2 separate regions of the Homo sapiens genome follow, and region 1 is linked to region 2. The links are chromatin contacts, found by Hi-C or POLR2A ChIA-PET in ENCODE. All regions are on one chromosome and are shown on one strand. Each heading gives the region's core, a stretch centred on a gene start or an enhancer-like site at or near the end of the contact. The rest is flanking DNA. Distances are from core to core; before and after follow the strand shown.

Region 1 (2,700 bases), core at 8-2,507, 79 kb before region 2:
TTTATGTTCTTAACAGTGTCTTTTGAATCATAAAAGGTAAAATTTTGATAAAATCCAACTTAGTAATTTTTCTTTTGTGGGTCTTGCTTTCGGAGTCATATCTGATAACTCTTGGCCTAATCTAAGTTCACACAATATTTTTTTGTGTTTGATTCTAAAGGTTTTACACTTTACGTTTTCCATTTAGGCTTACGATCCATCATGAGTTAAGGAGTTGAGGAGGAGGGAGGCTGATCAGAGGAGGAGGAAGGCAGGACTGGAGGAGGATGGAGGCAGGTTTGGAGGGAGACGGGGTTGGAGGTGGAGGGAAGCAAGGTTGGAGGGAGGCGGGGTTGTAGGTGGAGGTGGGCGGGGCTGGAGGAGGAGAGAGGTGGGGCCGGAGGAGGAGGGAGGCGGGTTTGGAGGTGGAGGGAGGCGGGGTTGGAGGTGGAGGGAAGGGAGGTTGCAGGAGGAGGGAGGCGAGGCTGGAGGAGAAGGGAGGCGAGGCTGCAGGTGGAGACATCTTGGAGCTGGGCAGGGCGGTGAAGGGTTCGGAGCAGGGAAGGATGGTCTGAGGGAACCGTTGCCCAGGCCCCTTTATTGGTCACTCTGGTAGCCATGGTTGGTGAGAGAGGGCAGTGAGCCCCTCAGACATGTCTGTGTTCCAGCCACTGAACAAGTGATTGACAGGAGAAATACACAGGAAGGATTTTTGAAAGTGCTTCTTTGAAAAGGCTTATTGTTATAACTGTTAATTCTAATGAACAATTCTTGTTATTGATCTTATTACAAAGGTACTACAAGCAAACTAAAAGAAAAACTCAGAAAATACAGAAAAGTAAAAAGATCCCTTGTAAATTACTAGTCAGATTATTTATGAATATTGGTGTATATACATTATATATATAATATTTCTTATATATTATGTATTTTTCTCTCTGAATTCAAATATTTTAAGTAATTGTGATAACATATACATAATGTTTACCATGGTAGCCCGTTTTAAGCGTGTGGTTCAATGGTATTAAGGACGTTCCCACTGTTGTGCAGCCATCACCACCATCCAACTCCAGAACTCCTTTGTGACCTGACACAGGGCCGAGGGTACTGCCCTCCATTGCTCTGGATCTCAGGAGACCCAGTTCCAGCTGCAAACAGCCGGCCTCTGGGGCTCTGTGGGTGATGAGTCACTTAGCCCACAGGACCCTGGAAACACCCTCCTCAGCAGTCTCCTGGGAGACAGAGGCTCTCTCAGAGCCTGTGTCCCTGCCGGGAATGAGTGTTTCTCACCAGGAGGCAGGCCAGGGGACAGTTGTGGTTGGGTTATTTATTGCCATGACAGTTGAGCAGCGGCTGTGTATTCTCCAGGAGACATCCCCTGACTAGCGAAGGCCAGGGGCTCCGTGGCCTTGCCAACTTTCTGCCCTTGTTGGTATGGGACTCAGAGTTGCAGTGGGGCAGCAGGGAAGGGCTTCTCAGGATGATGAGGGCAGAGTTCATCTGTTCATCTCTTTTCCAGCTCCCTCCATCTCCCCGTAGGAGAAACAGCAGTGGGGGACCCTCCCCCGCAAGGAAAGAGGAAGCTGGAGGACTGGACTGGTGTGGAGCCAGGGCAATTCTGATCAGAGTATGGTGTCCTCTCTAGAATCGATCCCCCAGCTCAGGTCCTGAGGACATCTGGCAGGATCCTGGGAATGGGAGGGTCATGAGGAGAAACTGAGAATGTGTGTTCACAAACACTTTGCAAGACACAGGGGACCGTGCACCCATGTGTAACCTGGTGTGGAGAAGGAGGGCATTTCCTCTCCCTTCTGCAGGGATCAGGGCATGGGGTGGGGTCCCACAGCACCATCTTGGCACAAGCATGAGCTTTAGTGGATTCCCGTGTCCCATGGAGATGCCCTAGGAGGTGGGAAGGCCCAGCAGGACAGGGCAGCAGTGGCAGGAGGCAGCCCAGCAGCAGCTCTGGACATATCAGGAGGGCTCATTTATGGATTCTATTACAGGGTGTGGGGGAACTACAGTGAATTTCATCCTAAAGTCCTAGCACAAGAGAAGCAGAGAATGGAGGTGGTGCTTGGTGGCTGGCGAATTTGTAAGGAAGAATGCTGAAACACCCTACTGTGTTTCTGTGTGTACTGTGGTGTGGGTGTGCCTGGAGGAGGTGCTGGCTATTCTGTGGTTTCTCCGGGAAGAGTTAGGGACATACAGGTAATGCTGCTGGTATAGCCCTGTTTAATATCCCCAGGTTGGAGGTCTGGGAAACTTATGCTATTCTCCCAGCAAACCGGTGACGTAGGTCTTGCAGTGCCCACTTTGCAGATGGGGAAATGGAATCTAGGGGAAGTGACTTGCCCAGATGTGCATGGCTGGTCAGAGGCAGAGCCAAGGCTTGCCTTCACAGCTGTTCACTCTTGAGTTCACATTGTTCTACTCAGCAGAGCCCGTTTGTGTTTATTATGTGTATTGGCAGGTTCCTGAAAGGAGCGGCCTAATTCTCAGTTAATTGAATATCACAATTTGATTTCTTGGCTAGAGGTGAGGGATGAGCCTTAATAGGGGACACCTGGATATACTAAACACAAACACCTTACTCAGCTCTGTTTTATTGTTTTATGCCACTTGCTAAGTAACATTTTTAAATTTATTTGTTGCTATTATTTACTTTGGGCAGGTTACTTCTTGGGCTGCAGTGGGGGGAAGCCAGAGTCCCGGAGTCAA
Region 2 (2,700 bases), core at 96-2,595:
AGAGATTGAAAGAATTTCCCCGTTTCCAAAGTCTGAACATAGGATGTGAGGAAGTGATGCTGTGCAACCCTTGAGCACTAGGCATTAAGAGGCTGTGCACGTGTTTGTGGTATCCCTTGCTTCTCTGCTTTGACCAGCTGTCTTTGCTGGGCCCAGACATGTGTGAGAGCCCAGCCCAGATCAGTAAAGCCACACATCCAATCTCTAGTCAACTCACAATTGATAATAGGGAGATTTGAAAATATGAAAAAGCAGAATATAAAATGGGATATATATTATAACAACCCTTTGTTTTTTACAAAAATTCTCTTGTATACAAGAGAATACACAAACATGGAAATAATTGCAGAAGAGTGATGGGTTTATGCACCTTTAAAAAAATAAATAATATTCTTAATTTTATCACAAACAACAAATGTAAAATCTTTCCTTATCGCCAAAACATGTGTGCATCAATTTGTTTGGAGTAAATACAATATTTTCCATAAATGCAATTGTATTTGGAATTCTATTTTATTATTTAAAAAATCTCACAACACCTAAGTGAACCCCGTGATCCCAGCTCAGACCAGTAGAACTGCTCAGTTGAGACCGTAACTGCCCAGCTGGCCCACAGGTGGCTAGTAAAATGAAATGCTTGTTGTTGTATGCTGCTAGGGTAATTCAGTTGTTTGTTACACATCTCTGTTGTACAATAATTAGCCATTACCTGTGTGGTTTTAGGTAAGTCATCAGCCTCTTGACTGGTGGTGCCAGCCCCTGGACTGCAGACAGCAGTGGAAGAGAGGCCCAGGAGAAGGGTCCTATGGCGCTCTCAGGGAAGGCTGTGTGGGTGCTCATGTGGGCCCCGTGTGTCCATGGAAGTCTATTTTAGTGATAGGGTGGATGGGAAGACATGGAGGAAATAAGATAAACTTGAGTGCAGCTCCCATAGCACCCATATTTGTCAATTGGTCACAGTCCATGTGTTTGAAGTTATTGCCCCTTTAAGTTCTCTCTGAATAACAGTGAGAAAGATGAGAGAGACAAAAATAAAAAAGGCAGAGAAAGAGAAAGAAGAGGAAGTTACATATAGGATGTGTAATTTGAAATAAACATTAACTGAAATAAACATGAACTTCTCAAATTTGGTTTCTGTTCCCCTAACGCCACCATACTGCCCACCACACCAGGTGTATGACAGCTGACACTATAGAGCAGCGGTTCCCAACCTTCCTGACACCAGGGATGGGGGTTGGTTTTGGGATGAAACTGTTCCACCTCAGATCATCAGGCATTAGTTAGATTCTCATAAGGAGGGCTCAGCCTAGATCCCTTGCATGTGCAGTTCACAATATGGTTTGCGCTCCTATGAGAATCTGATGCCGGTGCTGATCTGACAGGAGGCGGAGCTCTGGCAGTAATGCTCACTCACCTCTGCTCACCTCCTGTTCTGTGGACCGGTTCCTAACAGGCCATGGACCAATGCTGTGGCCTGGGGGTTGGGAACCCCTGCCATAGATCATTCCAGCCTCATTACACCTAGACTTAAAAGTCATACCATCAAGACAGATGCTTCATGATGACTCTGATTGAAGTTTTGATTGTACAGTAACAGCTAGTGCCACACGTATAGTGCTTAATCACATCTTCGTGTGGACATTACACAAATAGCTAGGGCAAAGACTTCAACATCTTTTCCCTCTTGACACTCTTCCTTGTAATCTGACCTGCAATAGTAGCACTGGCCTGAATTGAATCCTCTGGGCTTCGCGGATCTGATAAGCAACAGTTTCCTGGCTCTTATTTATACACTCTTCTTTCCCAGCCAGAGAGAATTCTCTGTTCCTTTCTTACAAAAAAAGTGCCCCCCCTTCTTAGCCTGGCTAGCCTCATTGCATTTCTGCCCTGTCAGTCTTTCATTTTCATTGGCAAAATGGGAAAAATGACATCTGCCTTTTCTGATATTATATGGTTATTGCAATGGTCAAATGAAGTGATTAAGGTCCAAATGGAGTTAGTGTTAAGCATCAGGAACTCTGCAGGATTCCAAGATGATTTGGTCATGGATTCTGTCCTAACAAAGAAGAAAAATGTAAATAATTTATAGATTCATCCTTAGTTTATCTTTATTTCCCCACCCCGTGGAAGTGGATTAATAAGAAAAATAGACTCTTTGTGGTGAATTCTTTTTAATAACTGCCCCTCAGGCTAGAAAAGAGAACTAGGATCAGTGACATTGGTGAGCAAATGTCTTCCTCTAGAAAAACCTTTGCTCTATCATCACACAAGTCTTACTATTTAAAAAGGGAAAAAAATCCTTCCATTAAAGAAAGAAGCATAAGTCAAAGGCCTCTCTCACAGACTTCAAACTGTTAAAGGTAACTAGAGGTGACTGACCAAATTAGGTCAGGCAATAAATAAGAAATATGTTTAATCTTATCAGGATTTTCCACTCCGTTTTCTGTTTTGTTTCATAGATGGAGGGTAGTTAAATATATCTCTACTTTGAGTTTGAAAATACGCTTTAGGAATTGTATCTTATCAGTAAGTGCTTTACAAACACCATTTATTATCTGATTTGAAATATTGCTAATCCATTTGAACAATCTCATTTATCAATGGTATGTCGAGGAAATTTTGTGCCATATATGAATATATATGTGTAAGATTTTTCTCAGTATTGTTAAAAACAGTAATAAGTTGAATTCAGCATAAATA

The links. A loop is a pair of places that touch in the nucleus more often than their neighbours do. ChIA-PET counts read pairs that join two places held with the same protein, here RNA polymerase II (POLR2A). Pooled maps may share reads with other maps.
Region 1: a loop to region 2 is called in a pooled map, with 7 times the contacts of the local background. The contact joins two enhancer-like sites. A Hi-C loop is called at or near these places in 10 of 37 single-sample maps with no recorded cell type and 3 of 50 pooled maps. POLR2A ChIA-PET finds 5 or more read pairs at or near these places in 1 of 52 experiments (WTC11).

What each region holds. Positions count from the first base shown.
Region 1 is chr7:47,226,533-47,229,232 of GRCh38, reverse strand. No RefSeq gene overlaps it. Among named protein-coding and RNA genes, the nearest start is that of SNORD151, 240 kb to the left of the region's middle. Within about 2 kb of position 1,257, at least 2 of the 41 ENCODE cell types and tissues checked have a DNase peak (open chromatin) inside an H3K27ac peak, as active enhancers do.
Region 2 is chr7:47,148,101-47,150,800 of GRCh38, reverse strand. No RefSeq gene overlaps it. Among named protein-coding and RNA genes, the nearest start is that of SNORD151, 320 kb to the left of the region's middle. Within about 2 kb of position 1,345, at least 2 of the 41 ENCODE cell types and tissues checked have a DNase peak (open chromatin) inside an H3K27ac peak, as active enhancers do.